2 separate regions of the Homo sapiens genome follow, and region 2 is linked to region 1. A link is a loop called in an ENCODE intact Hi-C map of the cell type or tissue named here. Cell type or tissue: heart right ventricle. All regions are shown on one strand. Links, peaks and the distances in the headings refer to the core of each region. The heading gives the core; the rest is flanking DNA. Region 1 overlaps COLGALT2 (collagen beta(1-O)galactosyltransferase 2). Region 2 has its middle 6.5 kb from the start of COLGALT2.

Region 1 (7,679 bases), core at 843-5,842:
ACTACTGTAACGTATCTGTTCACCTCTATTCCAGGCACAGGAGAGGAATACACTCTCTTGCCCTTGAAGTTACTCAGGGCTATATGACTTTCTGGGGAAAGTTTATAGTGTGGTGCTGCTGCTCCACTCTCCAAGGGCTCCCCCGACACTGCCCTTGGTCCCACCACTGTGCTCATAGCGGCATGTGTGGATATGGATAGCAGATGTGAATTGGAAGCAGCCTGGAACATTGCATCAACACATGAAGGGCAGCTCCCAGGAAAGACACCTGCTCTGCAGACTTGGATAGCAAGAAATAAGCCATTGTTGTATGAAGCCAATCAGATTTTTATATTCCAGCATAACTTTGCCCATCCTGAGATACTGTCCAAAGGGTATGATCTGTTTAACTTCACTGAAATATTATAGAGAAATCCTGACATCCAATTTTACTTATTGGCGAATGATGTGAAATTCTAGAACGTAGTGAGACAGAGTTCTTAGGCCAAACACAAGAGCTGGTCTCATTACTTCAAACTTGACACTTACAGTCATATTTCTGTGCATATGCAGTGCATGTCTTTGTCTTCCCAATAGCAGCCGAGAATATTCTGGTCCTTTCTGCTCCACTCCACTCCTTATTAGTTTCTTTTAAAATCAATAGGGAGGGTCCACCAGGTACACGGTTAGGTTTTTAAGAGAAAGAAGCTTAATGTACCAGCTTCCTCCTGTTCATGATATTGTCTGAGGAGCTGTCTCACTCTCCCTCCTGGGGCCTGAGACTTGGGAAGATGTTATATTTTGAGTTACCCATTCTAGGCTGCTGGTCTCCTTTGGACTCACATGGCCTGTGTGGCTTTAACATTTCAGCCAAAGAGACTGCTTTTAGCCACTTTGTTTCCATCAAACATAGGCAGTCATTGCATTCACAGGACAAGTGTTGCAAAAAAAAAGCCACAAGTGGTTGGCTCCCGAAAGTCATCACTGAGCAAAAATATCAGAGAAGTGTGCTTGGGTTTTGCCACTGAAGGCAGCAGTAAGCCACAGAGGAAAACAGGAAGTGATACAGTGAGTCAGACCTAAGAAACTTAGTCTGTGGGGAGAAGGATGTATCTTTGCTGACAACAGACTTGAAGGTTAGGTATATCCTGGCTTCTGTTTGTAGTCATTTCTGACTCCATCTTTCATAATTGATCTGGTCTCTCATTAAATCCCTTCCTGGAAATAATCCTTCCCTGTACTGCCACTTGGGACAATGGGCTTCATTGCTTTCGGGATAGTTTCAAGATCTAATGTGAATAATTACAGCCATTGTTACAGAGGTCTTATCACTCACAGAACCCAGAGTTCTGTGAGTGATATATATATATGTCACATATATACTTGACATATATAATCACATATATTTAATGTTCACATGTACCATGGGATATGTATGAGTGTCTCTATTTTTATAGACAAGGAAACAAACATTAAATAACTTGCCCAAGATCACAGAGCTGATAGAGCTGGTATTTGAACCTAGGTCCTACTCCTTTACCGGAGCTCTTAATTCCCATTCCACATCATCCCCAGAGCTAGTCCTTGGTGGCCACTGGTATTAGCCAACCAGGCAACTGGGCTGGGTCCAGAGTAGCTCATTTAAGCCCAGTCATGTCTGGAATAGTACATGATAGATTGTACTTGGATCAAATCCTACCGCTTCTTCTCTATAATTTCTCCTGAACTTCTTCCATTGTTGCAGCCTAGCTTGGGTCCTTACCCACTATGCCTGGGCTGTTTTTGATTTTTTTCAAACACTTACATGCTCTCAGTCTTTCCTATTCTAATTAATCATGCTCACTGTTGTCAAAATAATCTTCCGCCGCACAGCTCTGTTCTCAACTGTAACAGTCACACTCAACACTATATTTAAGGGCTTAACAGGTTGCTAGGTGTTTTCATAGTCACCATGTAATTTTATCTTCACTTTTTTGTGGTGGTTTTTTTTTTTTTTTTTTTTTTACAAATAAAGAAACTGAGACCAAGCCAGATGTAGACTTGTCCAAGGTCAAATACTGAGTGATTGGCAGAGCTGGAACTCAGTTTTAGACATAACTTCAAGTCCAATTATCTTAATAATTTTTACATGATGTACTGTTGTCTCAAAATGTCAATACTGAGAGCAGGTACCTGAGACTTCCTATCACCTTATGCTGTAATTTGCAAGAGTAATCTCCTCATGCTTTATAGACCATTTAAATCTAACATCTTTATAAGATCTGGCCTCCTGTCATTCATCTCCCGAAGGCAGCACATCCCCAAATTCTCTGTGCAGCTTCTAATGTACTAAATGAGTTATCACATGAAAAGAGATGGGCACAGTGCTTTTAATAAGTGTTAGTCATTGTCGTCATAACCCTTCTCCCACCTCACTCAAATTCTTCAACTCTGATTTCTAAAACTCCAGTCTACAATTCAGAAATTCCCTGACCATCCCCTTCACAAGATTTTCAATTCTCGTCCACTGATGCCTGATAAAACCCTAATCCTGGTTAAACCCATTGCCCACTTACTCAGCACCAAGAGGACTACTGGGAGAAACATACACAATTGTGTTGACTGAGTCACTTCAAAGCTACAATCACAGATGTCAAATTGGCACTTGACACCACCAAATGATGTAAGTGTCCTTTCATAGTAAATTTATTTTCCCACTCTTTGAGAGATTGTATCTTTTGTCTTCTCTCTCCTAAAATCTCCAAAATCTCTGTCTAGCTCATGACTGACTGGCCTATATACTTCAGAAAGAAAATATTCAAAATCAAATTAGATCTACCTTTTCAATCCACCTCAAGTCCACAAACCAAACTGCATGTGTATCAATACATTCTGCCATCCCATCTGCCACAGTAGATGAAGTTTCTATCTAGTATAGCCTCTGCAATATTGTTCTGGGCTGCAACCCAGGACAAAAACCCTCTTGTTTTCACCTTATAATTACCTTCTCTTTTACATCATCAAGATCTCCTTATATACTGGATCCTTGTGACTGGCATAAAACATACTGTTATATTTCTATTTTTTTAAAAAAACAGTACAAACAACCTAACCAGAAAAACCTTTCCCTTGACCTCTTACCCCCAACAGCCTCCATCGGATTTCTCCATTTCCCCATCCCATCAAGATTCAGCTTTCTCATCTCCCCATTGGCTTCTCTTCAGTCCACTTGAATGGATTTGTGTTCTCATCATTGCACTGAAGTGGCCCATGTCAAGGTCATCACAGACCTCTCTCTTGACAGAACCAATGACCAATTCTTTATCCTTATTTTCCTTGGCTTCTCAGCAGCATCTTGGCTCCGTCTTGAAACACTTCTCAATTTTTCCTCCTAGCTCTCTGGCTGTTTTGTCTTCCCCAGGGATCTGTCCTCTTCTCATCCTGTGTTCTTTTACTACATGAGTTCAGACTGTTCCACAGCTTCAAATATCCTTCTGATGCTGATGATTCTCAAATATCTGTCTCTAGCTGGAGTTTCTTCCCTGAACTCCAGACTTATATATCCAACTATCTTCTGCCTTTCTATTTAGATGCCTATTAAATATCTTAAACTTACGTGACCAAAACTAGCTCCCCAACCCCCAGTCTTTTTCTATAAAGTCTTTCCCATCTCAGTAAATGGCATATCAGGCTAAAATCTTGGACTCATCTTGATTCCTTTCTTTCCTTCATGGACTGCATTCAGGTCTCTGTAAGTCCTGTTGCTCCACCACCAAAATATATCCTCAACCTGTCTGTTTCTCATCAACTCCTTGCTAGAGCTCACATCCCAATCACCATCATGTCCCACCAGGAGAGAGGTACTGGTCCCCTACAATCTAGTATCCTCACCACAGCCCAAATGATCCTTCTAAATGCACAAGTCACTTCAGGCCATGCCCCCTCTGCCCCACCCCATCTTCCACGGATTCCCATTACTCTTGGAGTAAAATCTAAATTCCTTACCATGGCCAGAATGTTCGGTGTGATCTGGACATTTCTTCTTCCATTACTTCATCTCCCTTGACCCAACTCATTCTTTATGCCCCAATCATGCTGGCCTTTTGTCCCTGGAACACCCCCAAGCTTTTCCTGTCTAACAGTCTTTACATGTGCTGTTCTTTCCACTTGAGACATTCTTCACCCAAATATTCATATGGCTGCTTCCCAGATATATTGTCTATTGTCTAACTCTCTGTGTTAGAATATAAGTTCCCTGATGGCAGGGCTTCTGCCTGTTTTGTTCACTGCTTTATGCCCAGCATCTTGAACAATCTGCGGGGTACAGTATGTGTTGAATAAATCCTTACAGCCTGATTATCTCTTCTAACACCTTCATTGGCTCCTTAAGATAGGAATTCTTCTTTAGCTGAAGAAGAATTCAAGGACTACAACAATGAAGCCACTCCACCCTCTCGAACTTTATTTCTGCCTACTGTTTTAAGTCAGCTCTCCTTCAGCATGAGAATACTTCGTCTTTTCTTGGTCTGTTTCCTCTGCCTGTAGTGTCCTCACCATACCACTCTTCTTGTTTAAATTTTACACTTGTACCCAAGCTTAGCCTAAGAACGATTAGGACTTGAGGCTCTCCTGGATCACACAGGCCATAGCAATCTCTCTCTATCCCAAATTCCTATTTCTTTGATATTTTCTCCTTTCTCAAAATGCTATACTGTGTTGTTAGTGTTTTTTTAACATCTGTCTGTTTCTCCTATTAAATCATACATACCTGAAAACAGAGAATTGATCATAAAATGTTTTGAATCCCTAGTACCTTCAGAGAAGACGCATACATTACAGGCATTCTATGTTTGCTCATGAACAAAATGCATATACTAATGCAAGCTTGTTCAACCATGGCCCGCAGGCCACATGTGGCCCAGGATTGCTCTGAATGTGACCCAATACAAATTTGTAAACTTTCTTAAAACGCTATGTGATTCTTTTTGTGATTTTTTTTTTAGCTCATCAGCTATTGTTGTGTTAGTATATTTTATGTGTGGCCCAAGACAATCTTTCTTCTTCCAGTGTGGCCCAGGGAAGTCAAAATATTGGACACCCCGTTCCTATTCTTCAATCAGTATAGTCTAACAACACTATTAGCAGCCATTTATTTACTGCTTATTGGGTTCTAGGCACTATGCAAAGTGTTTTTAACACCTAGTTAATCTTTTATTAGAGAAGGATACTTGACTGATAGGATTTTGTCATTACCAACTTTTTATCAATCTTACACGGACTTCTAGGCCATATTTCTTCATTATACACCTCAAAATTTTATTTTTCCAACATTTTCTTACTCCTATTGTGTTCTATATTTTTAGAATTCAGGACAGAAGGTAAGTATAAGAATGAAATAAAATGCGATATGTAAAGTGCTTAGCACTAGAGGTGGCATGTGTTGGGAGATCAATGATGAAAGCTATAATTTACAGGTTCTTCTCAAATGAACTCTACCTGGCTAGCATGGTAGTGTGCATATTTGTAATTTACAATCATTAAAATCTTTATTGATGACACGTGCATTTCTGTGTACTGAGAGCTTATACTCTCAGCCCTGTGGGAGAAAACAAGAGAACATAAGGTCTGGCTGGCCTCTCTCTGAGGCCAGAGAGACTCTCCCTACTTGGGAGTCGAGACCGAGAGCCATGAAACAGGGATAATAAGGGACAGCACTTTATCGAGAGGTAAATGGAGTCATAATAATAGCAACACCTCATTATTTTATGGAGTTGATATAGTCTTTTATTTGCTCTTCTCAACATTGCAAAATCACTCTATAGATGAAGAAACTGAAGTCCTGAAATCTGATTCTCCCTTCAAAAGCGACAGTGTCTAAGTTCAAGCCCATTATTCTCGCTTTGGGTTCAGTGCCCTTGTCAATACAGTTTTCATTCATTCATTTGCTCATTTGTTCATGCATTCAGCAGATTTTTTTTGGTAACAACTACATGCCACGCACTGTGCTAGGTGCTTGGAATACAAAGCAATAAGATGCCACCCATATCCTTTAGGGCCTAGAACATAGGGAAAGTGGCAGAAAAAGTATGTATTAAAGAAATTCGCAAAGGAGATTCCTGAGGGCTGGTTCAAGAAATACTGTCACAGTGAACCAGCTCCTTATTTCATCATTTCATCATCATTCATTCAGTCATTTAACAAATATTTGCTGGGCATCTACCACGTGACAGACAATGTGCTAGGTCCTGAGACTAATATGATGAAAAAGGAATTTATAGTGTAGGAGCAAGGGAGTGGGAAGCAGATACTCATAGACAACTCAATGGATCTAAAAATAAACTCATGGTCTCTGTTTTCTTTTCTTTTCTTTTTCTCTTTCTTTTTTTTTTTTTTTTTTTTTTTGAGATGGAGTCTCACTCTGTCACTCAGGCTGGAGTGCAATGGCGCGATCTTGGCTCACTGCAACCTCTGCCTCCTGGGTTCAAGCAATTCTCCTGCCTCAGCCTTCCGAGTAACTGGGACTACAGATGTGCACTACCATGCCCAGCTTATTTTTGTATTTTTAGTAGAGACAGGTTTCACCATGTTGGCCAGGCTGATCTTGAACTCCTGACCTCAGGTGATCCACCTGCCTCAGCCTCCTAAAGTGCTGGGATTACAGCCATGAGCCACCATGCCAGCCATGGTCTCTCTTTTCAAACCTCTCCTTTATGCTACATGCCCTATTCCATTTAAAGTTCCTAAAATCACCCCCAGACACTCAAGACAGAACTTGGGAGTTTTCTCTATGCCTCCCTTTTGCTCATCTACCTACAATCAACTCTTGGCTATGTCCTTTCAAGCCTATGTCCTAAGCTTCTGTTCCTTCCTCTCCATTCCCACTGTTACTGCTCTAGCTCAGGTCCTCACCACCTTTTGCCCAGTAGCCGTGAAATGTCCAAAGTGGTCTCTTCACCCCTGGCCTGAGACCAGCAGCCACTGCCCATGCATCCCATGCATGCTCCACCTACACTTTTCTTACCTGTAGAGTGACCTTTCTAAATCCAAATTCAACCTGACATTTCTGTGCTAAAATCTTTTTGAGCGTGCCTGTCCTTTCAGCTGAAGCCCAAATGCCTTCTTATACATCAGAGCCTCTTGGCGGGGCTCCTGCCCACTTTCTAGCCTCAGTTTCTGCTGTTCCTCCCTAACCACCTCCACTGCCCACGTTCACACCCCCGTGCTCTACTGATGAATAACAGAAAATAGTCCCTGCTTTGGGAAGCCATTTCAACATCTTCCCCTAGGTTAGGTGGATTGGTTACTTTCTCTTTTAGCCACCATTGTACATCACACATAATAAAAAGCATAGCTACTGATGACTGAGCACAGCAATTCATGCATCATGCCAGACCCAGAGGCAATAACAATAGTGTTTAAGGACATGAACTTTGGAGATAGCAAGATGGGTTCAAATCCCAATCTGTCATTTGTTTAGCAGAATGATCTAGGGCAAGTTACTTAAGGTAACATCTCATTGTTTTTCATCTTTAATATGGGCATAATAAAAACCCTTCATTGAATTGTTGCAAGGATTAATGAAACAACAATGAAACAGTTTTGTACACTTTAATGTACAAAAAGTGCTTAGCATTTTATGATGTAACAGTGATATCTGTTACATCATGAGCTATTATTAAGTTAAAGTCATAACTACTGTGGCTGTATTAGCCTTTTTACAT
Region 2 (7,679 bases), core at 1,813-6,812, 86 kb after region 1:
AGCCACATAACCTACAAAACACCTATTTAAAACTTTTAATTGAGTGCTCATTTAGTGACTGAGAATATTAAGGTAATAACAGGGTATGCAACAGTAGAAGATCATTGTAAATATGGTTGGGAGGCAGTGGAGGGGAAGCCTGGGAAAAATTAAGTCCCCATCTTACTAACAGATTTGTTTCATAAGTTCTTCAGAAATCAGTAATGTGAATTTGGATGTTTCCCCCCCGCATAGGATTGATGTTATAAGACAGTTAATTTGAAAAAAAAAACTAATTTAAAAATAAAAGCCAATTATATTTTAAAATATTCATTGCTTATAATGCTCTTTCCATGGAAAATCGGCTGAATGGAAAGTCAGGGTTGTACACACATATCTCTTTGTCTCCACTGCCAGTAGACTGTTCCAATTGATTCTACATAAAGTTAGAAGTAAGCACTTTCTCTCATATCCCCTCCCCATACTGTTCCAGCACAGGGGACTTCCATCTGGGACAACAAAACCTCTTGGACTGTCACCCTTAGTGCAATGTGGTGGGGACAGGGCCTATGAGGTGGCCAGAGGACTTCTTGCAGGAAAGCTTCTCAAGATGTCTGTGGCTCCAGCAGCCCAGAAGAGGAGGAAATAAATGCCTCTGGGGCAGCTGTGATAGGCTTGAAAGAGCAACTGACACTTGGAGCTGAATTTTCATTTCACTGGTGTCACTTATTCTCTTTGTGACCTTGGAAACTTGACCTCTTTGAACATCAATTCCTTCCTAGGTAAAAAAGTTTTAAATGCTTGCCTCATTTTTTCATTCAACAAACATTTATGAAATTGCTAAATGCCAATCATTTGAGTGTTGAATATTTGAATGCTTCTCCCTTGGAAAAACAGGGAGAAAGTGGCCAGCCCCTCGTAAGTCCTGCTGGGCCATAGTTGGCAGAAAGAGTCTCTTGGCTGAATTATCCAGGCTTCTTTCTTCTGTACTGAAATATCTTTCTTTCACTACCTGGTTTGTTTTACTCGCTTTTCTGATCCATCCTAAAATCCTACAATGTAAAATGTACTTGAATTGACAATTCTGCCAATTTCAACATGAAAATCCTTGAGAGAGGAGCATTAGATGATATCTTTTTAATTCAATCAGATTTTTAAATCTTATCACCTAAACTGAAATGGCCTATAAGAAGTTTTGATAAAGGGAACTGAATGGGATCCTAATTTGAAGCATGGGTCTCTTTGGTGACAAAGCAAGTTTTATGGATTTCTGATACGTAGGCCCGAGGACTCTGGGTCCTAGGAAGGGAATTAATATTAAGGGAGAAAAAGAGCAGTGACTGAGGTGGGAAAGGCTAAAATTAAACTACGTCAGTGTCAAAGTTTTGTCTATGCTCTGGCTGCATCCAAGAGCTATAGAATAGTCACTACGGAGGAATGTTTTCCAATTCAAAACAAGTTTATACAAATGTAAACTACACTTCTACGTCTCATTTAAGAATAGATGCATCCCTTAAATTATATTAACTCATTCCTTCAAACACTTGCTCAATGCCTACTCTGTGCCAAGATATAGTTGCTGGAAATGCATGAATAAATAAGATGTGTCATATAAATGCACAAATGCTATAAGTCATTTTATGTCTTATGATGGAAAAAGGAGCATAAGTAAGGAAGTGGGGAAGTGGAGATAGCTAGGAAATGTTTAATTAAAGAGATGTCTTTGAATTGAGCATTGAAAAATAAGTAGCATGCATGGACAGGAAGAATTAATATTTTTAAAATGGCCATACTACCCAAAGCAATTTACAGATTCAATGCTATTCCTAAACTACCATTGAGATTTTTCACAGAACTAGAAAAAAACTATTTTAAAATTCATATGGAACAAAAAAGAGGCTAAATAGTCAAGGCAATCCTAAGCAAAAAGAAAAAAGCTGAAGGCATCACGCTACCCAACTTCAAACTATACTACAGGGCTAGAGTAACCAAAACAGCATGATCCTAGTACAAAAACAGACACATAGACCAATGGAACAGAACAGAGAACCCAGAAATAAGACTGCACACCTACAGCTACCTGATCTTTGACAAACCTGACAATAACAAGCAATGGGGAAAGGATTCTCTATTCAATAAATGGTGCTGGTATAATCGGCTAGCCATACACAGAAGCTTGAAACTGGACCCTTTCCTTACACCAGATACAAAAATTGACTCAAGATGGCTTATAAATGTAAATGTAAAACCCAAAACTCTAAAAACCCTAGAATACAACCTTGGCAATATCATTCAGGACATGAGCACTGGCAACGATTTCATGAAGAAGATGTGAAAAACAATTGCAACAAAAACAAAAATTGACAAATGGGATCTAATTAACTGAGCTCCTGCATAGCAAAAGAAACTATCAATAGAGTAATCAGACAACTTACAGAATGGGAGAAAAATTTTGCAAACTATGCATCTGACAAGGGTCTAATATCCAGTATCTAAAAGGAACTTAAGCAAATTTACAAGAGGGAAAAACCAAACAACTCCATTAAAAAGTGGGCAAAGGACACGAACAGATACTTTTCAAAAGAAGGTATAGATGTGGACAACAATCATATGAAGGAAAGCTCAACATCATTGATTATTGGAGAAGTTCAAGTAAAAACCACAGCGAAGAAGAGGAGGAAATAAATGCCTCTGGGGCAGCTGTGATAGGCTGAGAATTATAGGATAACCACAATGAGATACCATCTCACACCATCGGAATGGCTACTAAAAAGTCAAGAAATAACATGCTGGCAAGGTTGTGGAGAAAAAAAAAACGCTTATACACTGTTGGTGGGAGTGTAAATTAGTTGAACCATTGTAGAAGACAGTGTGGCAATTCCTCAAAGTCCTAAAGACCATCGATCAGGTAATCCCATTACTGGTTATATACCCAAAGGAATATAAATCATTCTATCATAAAGACACATGCACGTGTATGTTCATTGCAGCACTACTCACAATAATGAAGACATGGAATCAACCTAAATGCCCATCAATGATAGACTGGGTAAACAAAATGTGGTGCATACACATCATAGAATACTATGCAGCCATAAAAAAGAATGAGATAATGTCTTTTACAGGGACATGGATGGAGCTGGATGCCATTATCCTTAAGCAAACCAATGCAGGAACAGAAAACCAAATACCACATGTTCTCACTTATAAGTGGGAACTAAATGATGAGAACACATGGACACATAGAGGGGAACAACACAAACTGGGGCGTATTGGAGCATGGAAGGTGGGAGGAGAGAGAGGATCAGGAAAAATAAGTAATGGGTACTAGGTTAAATACCTGGGTAATGAAATACTCTGTATCAAAAACCCCCATGAAACAAGTTTACCTATGTAACAAATCTGCACATGTACTGCTGAACTTAAAAGCTGAAAAAAATATAATTTGATTCGAAATATAAGAAAAGAAAAATGAGTAGCATGGACTAAGAAAAGGAAGACAGAAGGGGAAAGAGATGGGAATTCCAGGTAGATGGAACTGCAGGAGCAAGGAATGAAACAGTATGACACACTTGAGAGATACAATGAACAGGGCATGGCTGGGAGATAGGATGGGAAGTAGTAACAGAGAAAGCTAGAAAATTATACGGTTTTATACAATTTTATATATAATCATTTCTTTAAAATGGGCAAAGGACTTTGAATAAACATTTCTCCAAAGAAGATATACAAATGGCCATAAGCACATGAAAAGTTTCTCAACATCACTAATCCTTAGGAAATGCAATTCAAAACTATAAGATTTATCACTTCACACTCATTAGGATGGCTACTAGAAAAACACAGAAAATAACAAATGTTGGCAAGGGTGTAGAAAAATTGGAACATTGTGCACTGTTGGTGGGAATGTAAAATGGTACAGCTGCTGTGGAAAACAGTATGACAGTTCAAGAAATTAAAAATATAATTACCATATAATCTAACACTTCTACTTCTAGCTATATACCCAAACAAATTGAAAGCAAAGTCTCAAAGAGATATTTGTGCACCCATGTTCACAGTGGCATTATTCACAATAGCTAAAATATGGAAGCAAACCAGGTGCCTATTGATTAGTGAATGGAAAAGCAAAATGTGGTATATACATACAGTGGAATAGTATTCAGTCTCAAGAAGGGAGGAAATTCTGACATATGCTACAACATGTTAACTTTGAGGGCATTATGCTAAGTGAAATAAGCCAATTTTTAAAGGCAAATATTGTATGATTCAACTTATATAAGGTAGTTAGTCAAAATTACAGAGACAAAATAGAATGGTGGTTGCCAAGGGGATGGGGGTAGGGGAAATGGGGAGTTATTGTTTAATGGGTATATGTTTCAGTTTTAAAGATAAAAGAGTCATGGAGATGGATATGAGTAATAGTTGCACAACATTATGAATGTATTTAATACCACTTAAAATAGTAAATTTTTTGTTATATGTATTTTACCACAATAAGAAAATAAGAAAAAGTCAATCCATGTGATTTATTAACAAACTTGAAAAATCATATGATCATCTCAAGAAATGCAGAGAAAGCATTTATGAATCCAACATGAATTCCTCATAAAAATTCTCAGTATATAGGAATAGAAGGGAACTTCCTCAACGTAATAAACAGCATCTACAAAAAGCCCCCAGCTAACATCATCCTTAATGGTGAAAGACTGAGTGTTCCTCCTGTGATCAGAAACAAGATAAGAATGTCAGATCTCATTACGTCTGTTTAATGTTGTACTGGATGTTTTAGATGGGGAGGAGAAGAAGGAAGGAAAGAAGGAAGAAAGGACAGAGAGAGGGAGAAGGAGAGAGGAATAGAAGAAAGCAGGGAGGGACATTTAAGCAAGGTAAATAAGCCGTAAGATATATTTTAACATGAATGTGGAGTGTTGTATTAGCCCTTCTAGGCCAAAGGCTCTAAAATTCAATGATTTATTAAAGTCTATTTTACTATAGAACTTTAAAAAATGTTGAAAATGGGGGAAAAAAAGAAAAAAATCACTCATGATCCACTACTCCACCACAACCATTAACATTTTGGGGTAATTTTAATATGGCATTTTTAATTTGCACATTTTCAATGTGGGTTTGTACTCAGTCCTCTTCAGTGAGACTCAATATCCATGTTGATAGCAGATGTTGACTAAATATCTAGAGATAGACATGGGATATTTTTTGGACCATGGATTGCTTTTGATGTCTTTTCATATTTACAAAGCCAGGCATTATTTAAGGTTGCATATATGCATCTGTTTACTTATAGAAATTGCCTAACTTACTATCACTTTGTACTCTAGATATTAGAAAAATTTTAATAAAAATATTTAATAAACATGAAATATAAACTAACAGATATAATCCATAAACTAATACATTAATTTAAATACTACTAATAAAATGGATATCCATATACCCAGCACCCACCTTGAGAAACAGAACATGACCATTAACTCTGAAGCCCTGAGTCCCTTCTTGTCACAATGCTTTGTTCCATTCCCCAGAGATAAGTACTAGACTGAATTTTGTGTTAATCAGTCTCTTCATTTTGTTTAGAACTTTACCTCCTGTGATGGTTAATTTTACGGGTCAACTTCACTACACTAGGGTGCCCAGTTTCTTGGTCAAACCAGTCTAGATATTGCTGTGAGATATTTTTCAAATGTGATTAATATTTAAATCAGTAGACTTTGAGTAAAGCAGATTACGCTTCATAATGTGGGTTGCCATCCCATCTGTTGAAGGCCTTAAAAGAATGGGATTCTCCATGAAAAAAGGAATTCTGACTCTGGATTGCCCTTGGACTCAAGACTGCAAAATAAGCTCTTTCCTGGGTCTCCAACTTGCCAGCCTGCCTTCCACAGATTTCAGGTTTTCAAGCCCCCACAATCACATGAGCCAATTCCTTAAAATCAATCTCATTCTCTCTTTTTGGTTCTGTTCTCTGGAGAACTCTGGTACATCTCCTAAATGTGTGTTAGTTTTGCCTGCATTTGAATTTTTCTTCAAATACCATACAATTCACCTATTTAAAGTACACAATGCAAAGGTTTTTAGTGTATTCATAGTTATGCAACACGATCACAATCAATTTTAGTACATTTTTATCACCACAAAAAGAAACCTATACTCATTAGTGATCAATCCTTATGTCTCCCAGCTCGTGCTACTCTCTCACTAATCTACTTTCTGTCTCTATAGATTTACCTACTTTAGACATTACACATAAATGGAATTCTACAATATGTGACCCCTTGTGATTGGCTTCTTTCACTTACTATGTTTTCAAGGTCCATTGATGTTGTAGCATGAGTACTTTATTCCTTTTTAATGCTGAATAATATTCCACTGTATGAACATACTACTTTATATTTTCATCAGCTGAGGGACATTTGGGTTGTTTCCACTTCTGGGCTATTATAAATACAGCTGCTATATTAGAATTTTAAACAAATCAAATATCTTATATACGCTTCTATAACTAACATTTTGACTATACATTAGGTTTTTAGTTTTTATGAGATTCATTCAAGTTGTTGATTGAAACTCTATGTGTGTTTTAAATAATTACTTTTTGAAAACTGTACTCAACCCACTAACCACTAACATAACTAAAATAACTAGTGTATTTCACAACCACTAACAGGTCCTGGCACTTCATTTAAAAATATTGCTCTAGAATATATACCTGGGATTAGAATTGTTGGATCATAGGATTTGTGCATCTTCCCTTTGGTCTACTTTTCTGCCAACTCTTGGCTTTTGTTGCTAATCTGATAGGTGTATTATGGTATCTTCTTGCCTCAATTTACATTTTCTCACTCAATCAATGTTGCTGAACATCAAGTTATGTTTGCTGGCCTTTTATGTCTTTTTTTCTGTTTACTTTCTTTTTTTTAACCTAAGGAGTGTTTTGTTTTGTTTCCTAATTGATTTTTAGGAGTTCTGTATATATTCTGGGTATCTTTTCTTTCAATTGTGTGTTACAGATGTCATTTTCCTTCCACTCTCTTAGTGTTGGAAATTCTTAACTGAGATACAGTTAAATTTACCAAATTTTTTCCATATTGTCAGGCCTCTGAGCCCAAGCTAAGCCATCATATTCCCCGTGACCTGCACATATACATCCAGATGGCCTGAAATAACTAAAGAATCACAAAAGAAGTGAAGATGGCCTCTTCCTGCCTTAACTGATGACATTACCTTGTGAAATTCCTTCTCCTGGCTCATCCTGGCTCAAAAGCTCCCCCACTGAGCACCTTGTGACCCCCCCCTCCCCGACCCCTGCCCGCCAGAGAACAACCCCCTTTGACTGTAATTTTCCTTTACCTACCCAAATCCTATAAAACGGCTCCACCCCTATTTCCCTTCGCTGACTCTATTTTCAGACTCAGCCCACCTGCACCCAGGTGGAATAAACAGCCTTGTTGCTCACACAAAGCCTGTTTGGTGGTGTCTTCACAGGGACATGAGTGAAGCATATGGTTTGTGCTTTTTGTGTCTTAAGAAATCACTCTTAAACTTGGGGTCATAAAATATTCTTTTATATTTTCTCCTAGAGATTTAAAAGTGTTTGCCTATACCGTGTAGCCAATCACCCCTTCTCTCCTTCCCTTCTTGCATCTGCCCACATGTGTATGGGTCTGTTGCCTGGCTCCCTA

Evidence for each region. Peaks named below come from ENCODE experiments on the same cell type or tissue, not always from the same donor. Only the 100,000 strongest peaks of a DNase experiment are listed, where the experiment ranks them.
Region 2: it touches region 1 in a loop (2.4-fold over the local background); 25 of 110 quality-filtered maps call a loop at or near these places.

The regions. Positions count from the first base shown.
Region 1 is chr1:183,955,818-183,963,496 of GRCh38, forward strand. All of the region lies in intron 6 of COLGALT2 (collagen beta(1-O)galactosyltransferase 2), which reads right to left. Among named protein-coding and RNA genes, the nearest start is that of COLGALT2, 78 kb to the right of the region's middle. RefSeq lists a silencer at 15-179. In heart right ventricle, for the core only: no CTCF peak of the experiment used is centred there; a DNase peak (open chromatin) is centred at 3,272; H3K27ac peaks cover 4,788 bases.
Region 2 is chr1:184,040,432-184,048,110 of GRCh38, forward strand. No RefSeq gene overlaps it. Among named protein-coding and RNA genes, the nearest start is that of COLGALT2, 6.5 kb to the left of the region's middle. In heart right ventricle, for the core only: no CTCF peak of the experiment used is centred there; no DNase peak of the experiment used is centred there.